Linked DNA regions of Mus musculus: region 1 is linked to region 2. A link is a loop called in an ENCODE intact Hi-C map of the cell type or tissue named here. Cell type or tissue: heart. All regions are shown on one strand. Each heading gives the region's core, and the rest is flanking DNA. Links, peaks and the distances in the headings are about the cores only. Region 1 overlaps Tmem117 (transmembrane protein 117). Region 2 holds the start of Gm30754 (a long non-coding RNA gene).

What was found. Hi-C counts contacts between places; a loop is a spot of excess contacts. Peaks named below come from ENCODE experiments on the same cell type or tissue, not always from the same donor. Only the 100,000 strongest peaks of a DNase experiment are listed, where the experiment ranks them.
Region 1: it touches region 2 in a loop (2.5-fold over the local background); 4 of 42 quality-filtered maps call a loop at or near these places.

What each region holds. Positions count from the first base shown.
Region 1 is chr15:94,657,392-94,665,724 of GRCm38, reverse strand. The region is part of intron 2 of Tmem117 (transmembrane protein 117); the gene reads right to left. Among named protein-coding and RNA genes, the nearest start is that of Gm25546, 20 kb to the left of the region's middle. In heart, for the core only: a CTCF peak has its summit at 4,116 (motif pointing right); no DNase peak of the experiment used is centred there; H3K27me3 peaks cover 339 bases.
Region 2 is chr15:94,597,680-94,606,012 of GRCm38, reverse strand. Gm30754 (a long non-coding RNA gene) reads left to right here and starts at 6,588. Exons shown (of 4, transcript XR_384359.3): 1 at 6,588-6,868; 2 at 7,381-7,766. In heart, for the core only: a CTCF peak has its summit at 4,446 (motif pointing right); no DNase peak of the experiment used is centred there; H3K4me3 peaks cover 284 bases.

The DNA.
Region 1 (8,333 bases), core at 122-8,121, 60 kb before region 2:
TCTTCCCTCATCACCTCTCTCCTTGATGGCTGGAGGATGGCTCAGTGGGTAAAGCACTTGACATGCAAGCATGAGGTTGCAAATTTGTATCCTCAAACCCCACATAAAAGCATATGCAGCAAGTGCCCTTTATCCCCACCGGCCTCCCAGAAGACAGAGACTTGGGGGGGGATGGGGGAGGGGTGTCACATGGATCCCCAGAGCAAGCTGGATGGCTGAACTAGCCATGAGCAAACTCTGGGTTCAATTGAGACACCATCCATTGCATTGAGAGATCAAGCCTCAGTTGACTTAAAGAACAATGGATGAAGACCCTCCCCCACAGTGTCAATCTCTGACCTACACATGTATGAGAACACAAACAGAAACTACATGCACATGACACACACATACACGTGCAAAAATAAATCTCTCTTTTAAAAAAACAAACACACTGGGGGACTGGTGAGATGGCTCAGCGGTTAAGAGTACCGGCTGCTCTTCCAGAGGTCCTGGATTCAGTTCCCAGCAACCACATGGTGGCTCATAACCATCTATAGGGAAATCTGACGCCCTCTTTGGGCAGGTGGATATATATGCAGCAGAGCACTCAAACATTAAATAAATAAAATTTTTTTAAAATGTAGTGTGTGAAAGTGGAAAAACATAAACTGATTTCAAACGAATCTATGTCAGTCCTGCCTTAGTCCAGAACTTAGATGGCCATGAGCTACCTCATCTCTTTGACCCTGTCTCTTCACTACTAAACAGCACACACCCCATTATAGTTCTGTAATGATTTACAAAGGTAGCATGCACGTAGTCGGGGCTTCAGACGTATCAATGGGGTTTGGTCACTGGGCCATCAGTTTAATGCTGCCTTCCTTTATCATAGATCTGCATCTGTTCTCATGGGGCAGAGCCCTGATAATGGAGCTCGGGCAGCTACACACCAGAGGGTGTGGCTCAGTGATAAGGCTCAACATATACGAGGCACTGGTTTTGAACCTCAGCACCATAAAAATCAGTAAAATATATCCTGGAAATGTAGTTCAGTTGGGAAGTACTCTTCTAACACAAAGTCCTGAGTTCAGTCCCCTGCACTGCACGAGCCAGGTAAGGTGGCACACATCTAAATCACAGCACTTAGAGATGGAGACAAAAGAATCAGAAGGCAGAAGTCACCTCAGGTACACAGCCAGTTCCGGCCTGGACCACATGGGGCCATGTCTCAGAACAAATTAGCAAACAATTATCTGGTATAAGCAGGTACTAGTCTTTATATGGCATCAGACACCGAATAGGAACGCAACTATTTCCTGGGTAGTTGCAGCACCTCAAGTACAATGTGGGACTTATTACATTTAACATTTCACTTAGTCTTCCACACAGCTCTGTAATGCAGGTCTGATGGCTTTCTTGCAGATGTGCAGTTGACAACTCTCAGAGGAAGAAAATATTCCAGGGTGACACATCTAGCCAGGGACAGAACCAATACTTGAACTTCAATTTTCCACCTTTGGGGCCTTGTACACCGTGGTACCTTTTCATAGACTTGCCCAAAGAGAAACCATTCTTGACTTGCCAGTGATGCAAACCATATGGAACTGGGTTGGAGACCTTGGTCTTCACGGGACAGCTGAAGGGAAGCTCTGCCCAGCACAAGAGCTCAGCTCCAACAGTCTCACAGCTGCACGCCTTGGCTTCACACCCTGTCTCCATTGCAGCCTCAAGTAGCCTCAGTCTTTCCTGGGTTTGGGGGACACCCGGCCCTCAGCCTGAGCCTAAGTGGGGATTAGAACACATGCCAACCCTTCTACCTCAGGGCCTCGGCAGTGAGCCCAGCAAGCTGATGCTTTTCCAGTCATGTTCCTGTCACTCCAAAGCAGGGGTCCCTTCTCTGAGATGCTAGCTATGTTTCCAAGGCCGAAAGACACGTCACCAAGCACGCCAAACCTGTAGCTGAGCCTCTCGAAAGCCTCATTGTGCAAAACCCTGTGATTGCCACTCAGTTGTCTTCCGACCTTTGAATTTTTCATGATATTATCTCAACAAGCCGCACCGCTCTGTTTCAATCAGTTTCCTGGGAAATGGTGGAGACAGAAAACCTTCCTCCCCATCCCTCGGGTGCATTAAAACCATCACTCTCCAGGGACTATGAGCAGGATGTCAACTAGCATTCCCTCCCAGGAAACCTCTGAACGACTGGAGTCTAGTGCTGCCCAAGCAACGATGCTGCTTCCTGGTTCAAGGAAGAACGACAGCGGGTACATCCACTCAACCCAACCCCTCGCTAGAGTAGACTAGGGCTCTACATCTCTATGGTGCCAGAGCACAGTGCGGAGGGGACCCACAGCCTGTTGTCCCTGAAGCCCTCATGTTGACATGGGGCAGAGTTAACTTGTGCTCTAGTACCCAGTACCTGCCTGGACTAGGACCCACACACAAAGCTGATTGTTTACAGCTCAGGAGGACAGGTGGGTCCCTGCTCTCCAGGGACTGTGCTTGCTGCTAATCCACGGGGGTTTTCCAGTTCCCTGCTTTGTTCCTCAAGTGGGAAAACAAAACCAGCAGGAATGAGATCTGGCGCAGACGGCTGTCTGGAAGATCCCCTGAGCTCCCTACACAAGCCGAAGGCAGCTGTCACCTTTGGTCACAATACTGAATGGAGACCCTCTCCACAAAAGTTCTTATTGGACTGAACGCCACAGAAAACAGACTTCTGCTGATGCCAACAAGAACCAAACAACCATGAGCAAAAACAAATACCGTAGATCTAAAAGATGAATTGGAGAAAGAATAAAGAGATTTTTTTTTCACCTCATCAAGGAATTTATTTAATAAACAACGAGAGCAGTAAATGCAATATTAAACACAGCGCTCTAACAGTCTGTCACCACAGAGACGCTTATGAGTATACTTTAATTATTAAGCAGTTGATGATGTTTTCCTAAGAATGAAACACTTATTTCAGTCCTTTCCTGCTTGGGGAAGAAAGGGCTCCTTTTGCTATGGCCTGACTCGGACACTGTTCCCTCCCTGAGGGCGGGGCTGGCTGTCCAGTGCCTTCGTTTTTCTAGTCTTTCATCAAACCCTGATATTTGTGTTGTATTTTCCGCCAGAATGCTCTCTTGAATTTTAGGGAGGACTCAAAGAAGGTCGGAGGCACAAGTCAGGTACAATTTTAGAAGTGGGAGGCCAGGTCGGACACCCTGAGAGATAAGCAGCTGAGCCATCCCTTACAGGTACTCACAACTGCTCTGACCTCCTCTTGGGAAGGTGATAAAGGCTTTGGGGGAATTGTTAGCGAGCCGCCTCGATATCATACTTTTATTGATCTGGACTGAAGTAATCCAAATCACGAGAGACCTATTGTTGTCCACTTTAAGACCTCAGTAGTCCAGTAGTTATTTTGACAAGCTCTGAATAGGAAATGGGGTGTTGAAGAGGTAGGAATTGAGTAATTAATCTTTGTGTGTCCATATAACATAACTGTACAAGGACAAGAAACAAGAGACCCACAATCAGAAGCCTTCGGGCCATGTCTCCTTTCAAAAGCCATGTCTGCAAAATGACACTGTTACTTTCGGTTTGTGTTGTTTTCTGCTAAAACAGGGTCCCACTAAGCAATCCAGGCTGAACCTGCGCTTGCAGAAATCCTCCTGTCGCAGCATCTCCAATGCTGGAATTACATACATTTAAAATATAACTAGCTCTAAAATCAGTCCTTGGGAAAAAAAAAAAGTAACATGACTTTTTTTATACAGTACCTGTTCACAGTTATCTAAGGAAAATTACTTGTATGAATTAATAATATTTAAACCCCTGAGTTTCTCATAGGAAAACTGCAGAAATGTAGAACCCTCATTTTTATAATATATTTTTTAAACCTTAATTTTGAAAGGAAAACAAAAATTCAAATGAAAACCTGGCATTTTAACATCTCTACAGGAGGAGATTCATCCGAAAACTGGGATGAGACAGTTCCAAGAGAAGACACGGCAGAGAAGAGACTTTCTGTCCCAAAGAAAAAGGGATTTTCTTTTTCTTTCTCCACCGGACCCCCAAATGTCTACTACGCAGTCAGTCGAGAAAAACAGAATAAACTGCTATAGTTGTCACATTCCACAAGATGGCGCTCACCCTTAGGAAGAACGCCCCCTTCACATACATACTGAACTTAAACCAACTTTTTATAATGAAACCTCTTAGAGATGAACAAACCTTTGAAGTAGCTCTAAAGGAAATTTTAATGTCAGACATTAACAATTAATGTTTCCAGAAAGCGCAAGCCTCTTTAAGAGAAAAACCAGGCATACAATTAGGTAATTTGATAAATAAGGTCGAAGGGGCTAAAAACACTGTAGTGCTTATAGCTATTTATAGCCATGCCATGAGACTGAGACACAATGCAAATATGTAATTAAATGTTTGTAACAATCATACATTATGTTCTTAACAGCAACTGATACTGCATTTAGCCCAACGTGTCCAAAATATTAACATTTCTACCTGCAAGCAATGTAACAGCAAAGGTTCTCTGGTTCCCTGTGTGACTTTGCTGCACAGTTCACACCTGCAGGACTGTGTGGCAGCCACTTCATCCTACAGTGCACACCTGGAGAGTCTAGCCCGTGTCGGTCGACACCAAACCCAACATCTGACTGCTACAGTAAACATTCAGCCCGTACTCTTAGATCCCATAAAACATACCCACAAAAAATGTAAACAGACTTTCCCTGCTTGCAAAGCAGGCAAGCGGACAAACGCATTCTGTGTGCAGAGCATATGAAAATAACCACCCTTCCCTCTCTAATCTTTTAGTTAAATAACAGCCTATAAAATAAATCCTGGCCTTGTTTAATTGCAGCTGTCTTATTGACACTGTCAAGCACAAAATACATAATAGGAAAGTGTAACCGAACAAAGCCTACAAGCTCCCCTATGGAAAGTGGGCAGTATATCTCATGGACATGATACAGTAAGCAAGCAGCAGAGGGTCGGTTTAACCAACACTACAGATCTCACACCTCTCCACTGAACCAACTCACATAGATTTTCCTGACGAATAGACACAAAAGGTGATCTCCATTCTCATTTTATAACATTTAACTTATATATAAAGAAATAAAAGGAGCCACTTGTTGATACAAAAGAATTATTAAAACTGAAAGGGGTAGCTGTCTTATTCAGCTATACCGTCTTTAAAGTAGACAGGGCTTTTTTGTTTCGGTTTGGTTTGGTTTTGGAGGTTGTTTGTTTGTTTGTTTGTTTGTGTTTGTTTTGGAACAAAGGCACAAGTTTAAAAGAAAGATGTGTTTCTTTTGCAAGATGTGTTTGTGCAGAAGCAAAATGCCATCAGTGAGAAAGCACAGAACCAACACCCAGCCCGCCCTCCCTCCCTCCGTCCCTCCCTCCCTCCCTCCCCCTCTCCCCCAACCCTTGCTCACCCAGCCCGCCCTCCCTCCCTCCCTCTCTCCCTCCCTCCCTCCCTCACCCAGCCCTCTCTCTGGAAGACAGAAAGCTAGGGGTGGGGAGGGAGGGCTGTCTCTGAGTTTATGGGCCAATCTCCAGGGATCCTGCACCTGGGCTCAGGGCACCTCACTAACTGACTCTGAGCAAAGTCTTTGTGTGTATGTTTTGGGGGTAGGAGGTGGAAGGGTGAAGACTGTACTCCCAGAAGGAGTGGCACACACTTGCAATTCCTTACAACCCCCAAACAGCTGCAAACCTCACAACCCCACAAAACAGCTTTGACATTGGATTCCCGAGCTAAGGCGCACTGAGTCTTTTTGCACACAAAACAAAACATTAAAAAAAATCAAACTAGTTATAAACAAAAAGTTATTAGTTTTCTAATTGTAGGATAGCTCTGGTTTTATACATACCGTTCAAGTAAGAGAATGCCATCCAGGAAGGGCTGAAAATTAATTTTTAAAAAGACATGCTGACTGGGATGCTTGCTGCCAACCTAGACAGCTGGAGTCCGATCCCTGGGACACACATGGTAGGAGAGAACGAATTCACACGAAATTCCTCTGGCCTCGACATACATGCTATGGTGCACACGCACACATACACACAATTTTTTAAAAACAAGATGCAGCTTCCAAATTTGTAATTTATGGCAGCCTTTAATCATGCCAACTGTTTGATCTTCAGTTTGGAGACATAAGGAGAGGCATTGGGACTTCACTGTATAATGAAGTATAAGTGAGAAGCCGGTTTTCTGGAAGAAACGCTACAGACAGACTCCAGTGGTTTGAAGGAAGCTTTGATTTTTACTCTGACACAGGGCACATCTGTGCATCCCGATGCACACAGGTTTCTTTCCTAATGCCCACGTACTAAGCTTCATGTGGCACTGGGCTCGCCAGATGGAACTCTGTCATTCTGGCTGCAGTGAAGCCAGCCTCCTGGGGGCTGGGCAGTGGCTTCTGTAGCAGGGTGGCTCGGTGAGCCAGCAGCTCTCAATTATTCATGACAACACTGAGAGGCTAGGAGCAGGCTACCTCAAATGCAGAAAAAACTAATTAGCACTCATCTGGGTTGGATAAATCTGGGATGGATTAAACCGAGCCCATGTATAAACCATGCCAAGACAGAGTCTACAGGAAGGAGTCGGGCTCCTTAAAATACAATGCAGAACGGTCCAGAATCCAAACATGGCAGGCAAAGTGAGGAAGAGGCCTGGGGGGCGCCTCTCTCCGTTAAGCTGCACGCACTGGTGACTTCTCTCACAAGAGGACCTCTGTGTTTGCTCCTCTAGAATGGGGCCCGCTGTGGGGTAACTTGGAGAGTGAATTCCCTCTGGTCCAGCAAGCACAGGGCCTGACACACCACAGTAGGCTGCAGCCAAGGCCACAGTGGAAAACTGTTGACCATACATGTCTGGGTTCTAGGCCCAAATTGGAGTCTTTGAACTTTTAGCAGGCAGAGCAGGCCAACCAATGTTACAGTCGAGGCAGAAAATAAGAAAGAGATTGAAGGATGCATTTGGGGAAGAAATCCTACTGCAAATGGTCCCGAGTAAGTAACGGAGATTTAAAAAAAAAAAAAATGTACAAGCCAAACAACAGCACATGAGCTAAGCAAAGGGACTGACTTCCAGTATCTTAAAAGGAAGCAGGTCATTGTGGTCAGGATTCTAAGCAGCCAGGGCTTGGGCAGGCAAGCATGGGGATCTATGTAAAATCCAGCTTGCCTCTAACTCCATTACACACACGCTCGCGCGCGCACACACACACACACACACACACACACACAAACCTCTTGAGTTCCTGTCCTAAGTTTAAGCAAATCTCAAGGCTACAAGCTACCATATGTATTTCATTTCTTAAAAGCAGATTACTTATAAAAAATAATCTGGGACAGCTTGTGTTTATTGCGTGCTGCTCAAAACGAGTGACACTGCCTTGTTCCTTGACAAAGACAATTTGGTATGGTTTGCTTTTGCTAGGTGGTTCCCTTGGGCCTCTCCTATTGCTTCAGCAACTGCATATCGAATACCAAAGGCTCTTTTATTACTGGTAAAGTGCAATTCCTACCTGCATCCCTAGAGGGGCTTTGGTCACCTGGCCTCACTCTGTCCCACTGGGTCCAATTTGATAGCAGGATTAGACTCCCAGAAGTGAGAGATTTCAGTGCGGGTTTAGCTGGTGAAGGAGCCAGCACGTTGGAGAGTGTTTTTAGTTAACACAGCGCATGTGAGCTACTGGTCCTGCCTGAAGTCACAAGGGACTTAAGCTGATGAACAAGTCACATAAAAAGAAAACCAAAAGCACAACACCAGTTACGCAAGAGTCTGTGTACACTAAACACAGAAAGACGACACAGTATAGGTTAGGAAGAGCAAGCTAGCTGTGCTGCCCTGCTCACCAGGATTCAACACGGATTTATAAAACTTGCTGACATCCTACCCAGGGGTGGGGGGAGGGGAAATGGAGAATCTCTTCCTATTTAATGGAACAGGAAGACAGAGTGTTCTCTTTGTTTTCATCCCTTCTGCGATGTTATTGAAGAAGAGAGGTTCATCCTCAGGACCAGGGAGATGACTCAGTGGGTACTTACTGCCAAGCCGGGTGACTGCGGTTCAAGCCCAGAATCCTTATGTTGAAAGGCAAGCTGTCCTCTGACCTCCACACTGGAGCTTGACATGTGTATGAGGCATGCGCGCACACACACACACTCACCATAAAGAATATATATGAGAGATAAGATCGCATGTAGCCCAAGCTGGCCCGCAGAGACAAGGATAGCCCTGAATTTCTGACTCTCTTGCCTCCTCCGCAGGGCTGGATTAGACCTGTGTGTGCCACAGCCTGGTGTTATGCAGGGGTGGGTATCAAACCCAG
Region 2 (8,333 bases), core at 78-8,077:
ACTGTTTTCATCGTCTTTGTTTTTGCATGTGTGCATGGTGTGCATGCATGTTCACTCGTGTGTGCATGCAGGTGTACATGCATGCTTGAGTCTATGACTGTGAAGACCCAAGGTTGATATGGGCTATCTCCCCCTGCTCCTTTCGTTCTCTGCCTGATATACTGAGGCACGGACTCTCACTTGAATGCAGAGCTGACTGATTTAGCTAGTCTGAAGAGCCAGATTGTCCCAGTCTCTCTCTCTCTCTCTCTCTCTCTCTCTCTCTCTCTCTCTCTCTCTCTCTCTCTCTCTCTCTCTCTCTCTCCCTTCTAAGTATAGACATCACAGGCAGCTGTCACCTCCACTCAACAAGTACATAGGTGCTGGAGACGTCACTGGAGATGTCGCTGGAGATGCGAACTCCCATCCTCTAATTTACACTGCAATTTTTTAACCAGCTGAACCATCTCCAAGCCCCCTTACCCCATATAATTTCATTGTCTGTACTTTGAGATGAGCTTTAGATTTACCACATACATTTCTTGATAAATTCATCTTTTGAGCTTGCACAAACATATAAAATATGCAGATGATGTAAACACATAAATATAGGTTAAAGAATGTAGACTTTTATCCAAGCCTAGATTCAAATTCTTCTCTGCTGAACACTTTGGGAAACAGACCAACAAAGATCCTGTCTAAATTTTTTTTATTTATGCTAGACAATGCTCAGGATGGAATGAAATGGTACAGGCAAGCATGTGCCACATTCTGTCATACACTCTAGTTCTAGTACCATACATATTATTATTTATTATGTATATTTGCATGATAAATTGAATGTATATTATATTATACTATATTATATACTATATATGTATATATGATATATAATATTTTATATAGATATGTAATGTATATGTAATATATAAAATTAAGACAGAGTATTATTATGTAGCTCTGGCTCTCTAGGAGCTCTCCATGTAGACCAGGCTGGCCTTGAATTCACAGAGATCCCCCTGCCCCTGCCCCTGCCCCTGCCCCTGCCCCTGCCCCTGCCCCTGCCCCTGCCCCTGCCCCTGCCCCTGCCCCTGCCCCTGCTCCTGCCCCTGCCCCTGCCCCTGCCTGTGCTAAAGGCAAGTGCCACCATGACAAGTTCCTAAATGGTGTTTTTAACGTGCGCTGAAGCCCAGAACCCTTGCTTTCTTTGTGGTTATTTCTGTAGTTATTCCTACGAAAAGATAAACAGTACTTAACAATCACATGATCATGCCCACAGCTGGATCTCCTAACGTATGTTCGTTCTATGCATTTATGGCTAAGATCTTAGCAATGTAAAACGTAACTATAAAAATGTGCCTTTTCTTGATGGAATACAAATAGCTAGCCATGACCACTGAAGAAAATTCATGTCCCAGACAAATATTCTGGCAAATAATCTTATTTGGAATATAACAACAACAACACCAAAGATGTAAATAGGAATCATGCATGGTCTGTTTTGGTCAGGCCTCTCACCGATTTAAACATGTGAAATTAATGTCCAGTGCGTACTCAGGGTTCTTCCATGCATATCTGTATATGTTAACTAAGGCACAAGACTTGTCCTGTGAATAATAAATGTATTGGACAGAAGAAAACTTAGTCCAATTTAACCTCCAAAATTCTGTAGTTCAATATAATTTATGTCCTAAGACATCTTATTCATTTGGTGCATTTATACTGATTGTAGAACGGTAAGTCTGGTGAATGTTTGTCTTTTTATCTTTGTATGTGTGTTCAAGACTTTCTCGGTCTTAGGAGTGGGCCATCTCTTCCTTCTTCTGTCCCCTATGAGAGGACAGGATGCATGAAATTATGTAGCTGTAGACTACAAGAGTGCTTGCTGCATACCTGTCCACGATGATATTCGTTCTGCCTGCAACACATGCCTCCAAGTATATGCTGTAAGATCTAGAAGGTTAGGCTCTCTGAAATGAATGTACAATGAATGAATAATGGGGTCTTTTTTAGTTTTCATAATTTCAACGTGATAATTCAACTGTCCCTATCTGGAAACGATGACCAAAAAAAAAACCAAAAAAACAAAAAAAAAAAAAAAACAAAATCTAGTAATGTTAAATACATCTCTTTTTCTAGAATTCAAAATCAGCCTCCAGAGTTACACGCTATTGAACCTACTATAATCCAGGCTATTATAACCGGGAAATCAATGCCGTTTAGACTTCCCTTCTGTAATATTATAAGGGGAAATGCGATACTGCTCTGAGAAACAAGATAGGGAAGCTCTTCTTACAGTAGAGTCTATCACCGATCTAGCTTTTGAACTGAAAATCAGGAAAACCTGCAGGAAACAACTCAGAGACAGGTGGAAACAAAGACTCGGAGGTAGGCGGAAGTGACGACTCCTGGAGACAGGTGGACTCATGAGGCCACTTTCCATTCTCCTCTGGGCAAAACCCAGAAGCAGAAAGCCAAGTTAGAGATCGCGGAAGACTGTGTGGAACACTCCCTAGCACATAGGTTATTAGATCACAGACTGGCTCCGCTAATTCTCCCTACCGTCGCCCATCAGCTGCTGGGACTTAAGGTTGCTTCCCCTGTATTTCAGCACCTTGAACTCCTGATTCGCTGAGTTCCTGGCTTAAGGAGCGCTTCGCAGAGAAGTATGGAAACCACATTCCTCTTGGTGGAGTGATGCCCTGCTCAGAAGTACTTTCAAACTGAAAGAAGAGATGGCAGGAAATAAGAAAAGTTACAGAGAGAAACGAGAGAGGCGTGCGGTCCTTTAAAATGCCACGGGGACAACTCTGTCCCTTACTCTATTAACATTTTATCAAAATGTGAATCAAGGCCATAAAAGCATGTTTAAACATTAAGATTAAGGAAAAACAGAGTTTTTTTTTTAAAGTAAGCTAAGAAGGGTGGCAATGAAGATATGATTAGAGATCACATAAATTAGCAACAAAAAATATAATTTAAAATTTTATTTTATTTTCAGGAAATGGAATGAAAAATGTCCCCAGCGCTTACTTAATGGGTTTTCTACTCCCGTGGGGAACTTAATATTCACAGAAACACTTAGGACCAGCCATAAGAAATTGGATAGAAACACAATCTATTTGTATAACTTTACCTGTCCATTTTCAAGTACAGATAGGAAGAAAAAAATGGGAGTTCTTTTTCTTTTCAGCAGCACAATGGGGGCACAGTTAAGAGTCTCCTAATAGCCACAGTGAAACCTTCTACCCTGCACTTTCAAACTACTAAACGCATATATAGATCTCTGCTGCAAAACAAAACAAGATAAGTAAACTAGAAAGCACACATAGGTTTCTCTCTGCTCATGTTCCTCTTTAGAAATTAGCAACCTCGCTCAAGACAAGCAGAGACGTGGTTCTAAATTTAGCTCATAAAATTAATGGCTCTGAAGAAAAGACTCTCACACTTGCATGCATAGAGCTGACAGAAGCAAATTTTATGCAAATAAGGAACAAGAAAATACCTCAGTCAATTTCTGGTCTTAGAAGAGACTGAATCTTGTCAGGACAGATGAGTGGAATCCACAACTCAACATGTCTCTCCCAAGGTACTCTGGGACAACAAATTCATCCATTAACATAATTTATAGTTTGAAAAAGTTAATTTTTTTTAACTCAAAGAAATGGTGTGGTTTCTTGTTAGTTGACTCCAAAATATTTAAATCGTGCTCACTGCTTTCAGTAGTGGGAGATGCTCTCAGTACTGTCAGCTTTATAAAATTCCTAAGCCATCCTGGTTATTTAAGACCATAAGTTTGAATTTGGGTCTTGTCAAGTCAGGAGCATCCCAAGTGGAAATAAATGGATATTTTCAATGTTACCCTCACCTTTATTCCCCCATTTAATGGCAATCTGACATTGTGTTGTAAAAGCATGAGTTCGCAGCAGAAATCTGTTCTCTTAAATGACATCTTGTCTATTCAGGTACTTCAACAGAGACCTGGAAAGATTTCTTTCCCGGGGTAGATTCCTAGGCACGGCTTGTAGTAAAATTGCTTTCTCCAGTTGTTTAGAACCATATGCCTTTTGTTTAGTTCTATCTCTGCCTGACACTCTAAGGAGAGTATGTCAGGAGCAATATTTATATTCATCTAGATGTGGGCCTTATCATAACATCTTAACCTGCTCAGAATGACCAGGATGCCTGAGTGGCCCTGGCAGGCTAGAGAACAGAATCCAGTTTTCAAATTTCTTCAATTTATTTTAAACACTTAGTGGACTTGGGGTTAGATAAATTTTTAATCAGTCCATTCCACCTAGAGTCAACGAATCAGATGCCAGAGAAGTTAATGCAGAGGTTGCATCATAGTTTGGGGGGCCAGGTGGTGTTTTTATTTTTTTGTTTCTTTAATAACTTAAAAAATGTTATATGTTACACAGACAGCAGCACCCCACAAAGGTCCTGTGTTAAAGGCCTTGGTCACCAGCTGGTGGCAGTGTTGAGAGGCGATTGGATCAAGAGGATTCTGACTTCAACAGTGTGTTAACCAATTGATACAGAACTGGAGGCGGACTTCAAAGCACAAACACAGGGCCTCCTCCTGACTCAGTGTTTTCAAGGTGACACTAAGTCACACCCTTCTGCCATGATATTCTCCCTCAACAGAGGCCAGATCCATGGAACTGAAATTTTCCCTGCTGTTTTCCCATCTCAGAGATGAAAAACTAGAATACCTCCTGCTCCTGACTAATTGAGAGGATAAAACAACCCTAACACAGTCACTTTTAGAAACCCAGGACGTCCGGATGTTTCTGCTCCGATCAAATCGTCAAAGAGCGATAGCTCTTGGACTAGGATGGTTGAGTCTTTGTTTGTTTGAAACTACATTCCAGATGCAGAGCTGACCAAAACCTCTGTTCTTTCAGCCACATTTTATCCCATCCACTTTGCCAGGCACGCGCAGCTAGTGGACCGAAGGTAAGTGAAGAAAGCAGAAACCGTCATAGATTAGGAAAGATCAAAGCGACGAGGATTCTAAATGAGCAGAACACCTCTGCCAGCCATGACCACCCACCCACAAGCCAAACGGTACAGTGCGGACCTCCTCTACTGCGCCGCCTTCCCAGCGAGCTGGGAAGCCCCCAGCTCATAGCTAGAGTGCTGTATGAGGTGGTAGGCATGGGCTCTGATCGTATAATCCTCATCACATTCACAAAATTAGTTATTTTCAACTTTCTTCCAAGCAAAGCAATCTGTATGGGTAGAAGTCCCACTCAACATACTGAACCTTGAGACCCCCTCGGGACGGCCTCTGTTCGGTGGGGGGCGGGGGCGGGGTAAGGTCGTGATGAGCACAGGATGTGCAAACAAGCAGAGCTTCCACTCAAGCGTCCCAGAATTTGGCACACCAAAGTTTAAAGCCATAACCATTTGAAAAGTACAGTGCGGATTCGGGAGGCAGACTGGACATACGGGAACTTCACTCCTTTTCTGTCTTGCTCTGCCTTCCCATTCTGGTTCACAGCCAGCTATCTGGCCTCGCTATCATCATGGTCTTCCGTGTTCAGAAGTGACACTGCTGTGAAGACTATCGGTATTATTTCGCAGTGACGAAATGTTGATTGCCCAGTCAGCCAGCAGTTTTTTTCCACTTGGCACTTGTGGAGAGGCACTCCTTTGGTTTATGGCTATTGTAGCATCTTTGCAGCCTGTTACTGCTTATGGCTCTGGGCTCTTCACCTTGTATGCTACCTGACACCTTCACTCCTACCAAGTGACCTACTTTTCACTTCAGGGTCCTGAGCGGCTGGTTCCTGGCATTTTATAAGCAGGCTGCCTCGCCTGAAAGCTTACCTCCCTGTATCCTCATAACACCTCCTCTGCCTTCAGCACTTAGCTCTGCTTCAGTTCCTCAGACACCGACACCAGGGGATTCTGTTGTCAGAACCAAGGCCACAGGCACTGGTGAAACTCAGACTTCCCCGAATCCCTAAATAGCTTTGAACAACCTGCCCCAAGACTTAAAAGTCCTTAATTTCTAAACCACTAACAGATTTATATCCAAACATTAAGATATTCAAAAATCAACAAAAAGCATACATGGAAACAATAAACATAACATAGTATCAGGCACTTAATATAGTATATAGCATACATATCATATAGAATAAGTATAATAGACTAATAAACAAGTAATATGTGCTTGCAATATGATTATCTGTAAGAATTGCCCCCCTCCCCCAGTCATGTGTAAGATTCATTTTTGTCCCAATTTTTGCAAAGGAAGAAGCTGAGAATTCTAAGAGGTAGGTAATTTTTATTCTGAACCCTACATCTTGCAAGTGACAGAGTGAGATTTGAACCCAGGAGTATGTGAACCCAGAGCCAAGGTCACTACCCTGAACATTAATAATATATCAAAAACAACCTTGATCAGGACTTTACTTCCAGCACAGGGCCTGCGGGGCGGGGGTGGGGTGAGGATGGGGGGCAGGGCGGAGTGCAATAAAAGTTTGATGAATCAGTGAGCAAGTACCTTGCTGTGAATCAGTCTACTGGATTGGCTTCCAATTACCCGTTGTCCTAGTTAGCTTTCTGTTGCTGTGATAAAACACTGACCTAAAGCATTTGGCTGGGCTGGGTGTTTCATCTTACACTTCCAGGTCATCACTAAGGGAAGTCAGGCAGGCACACAAGGCCGGAATCTGGAGGTGGGACCTGAAGCGGAAACCTCAGAGGAGGGTCGCGAACTGCATTTTTATCTCTAGCACTCTCAGTTGGCTCTCTTGGACCCCGGGACCACCTGCCCCCAAGTGGCACCGCCCACATTTGGCTGGCCACTCCCACGTCAATCCTTAACCCAGAAAATTCCTCAGAAATAAGCCGACAGGCCAGTCTAATTCCTCAGGTGAGGTTCCTCCAGTTTGTGGAATGTAAGGTGGACCTGTGAAGCCTTGACCTGGTTAGTTCGATTAGTGTGGGGGAGGGGTGGGAGGTGGGCGTGGTGCAGAAGCAGAGGATGCAGCACAAGGGGGCCTTGTAGAGACACAAGGGGAGTGGGGGGGGGGGGAGCCAAGACAGCAACAAAACAAAGCGCCATAATGGTCAAAGCATCCTGGTGACGTTTACAGAAAAAAAAAAATGACCCGGTAATGATACATCCCCCAAAATAAGGGTCGCAATACCTACCATCTGCTAACTCGGCCCCTTCTCTCTCTTGTTTACCAACTCTCATGCAGCATTACCCAACTAGGTAGCCTCAGAAATGACACTAGGAGCCCTGGAGATTTTCTCACTGGGAACTACTTCCTTCTGAAGGCACTCACACTGAAACCTTCAATGTGCCATTTAACGTGCTTAGAGGTGTGTAACATCACTCACGAACATCATTTAATACTTCAAGTGTGCTTTGTGTTCCAGGCCTGAGCCGTCTCGAACAGACCATGTTACACTTCAAGGAGTTCTTTATTCCATCTCCTTTATCAGCATCCAAAATTCGCGGACCAGTGTGAATACACTGCAGAACTCACCGGGGACCTCACCCTCCTATTATCTTTCACAATAGCACAGTGGAAAATACCAGGCCACAGACAATGGCCACCTAAGAAAGCAAGACCGAGGTTAAACAAGAGGATCCTTCTCTGATTGGAGCCAGGGAAGTCGAGGGCTATGGTTACTTGGATATCTGCTCCTCTGTGAAAAAGCAACGTCTGGAGAGACATCAGCCAATGTTCTAACCTCTTGAAGTGAGCTGCTCTGAGGAGTGTAATGAACCCTGACGAGAAAAATGAACCTATAAGGCCAAAGTAAGATTGTCTCCAAAAAAATTCTGATGGGAGGGGGTGAGCATGACACCCATTAAAAAAAAAAAAAAAAAAAAAAAAAAGCCTGAAGAGAAAGTATGGAGGGTCAGGGGGTGGGCTCAGGGGGTGGGCTCCTCAGAGCACAACCTCCAGGGCAGCCTGGGGAGACACCATACAGAACTCTACTTGAGTCCTAGTATCTAAACTGGTCAGAATTCTCAAAGATGGGGGGCTAGTCCTACACCAGGAGACAAGACGCACCTGGACAAATCTGAACTTGAGAAACCCTTGCCTGAGAGTAGAGACTGGTATTATAGAGTTCCCCATTTCTTTGCACTAGTAATTGGTTTTCACGTGACTCTTCCCTTGGGGACGATGTCTGCTGTCTCTGTTTTCTTTTCAATTTGATTTTTGTTCTGAGACGGCATTTCACACTAGCCTAGGCTGCTCTGGATCTCACTATGTAAAGCAGGCTGGCCTCAAATTTGTGGTATTCCTCTTGCTTCTAACTCCAGAGTGCTGGGGCCATGGCCTTAAACATTTTGTACTCCGCTGTCACTTAATGTAGCA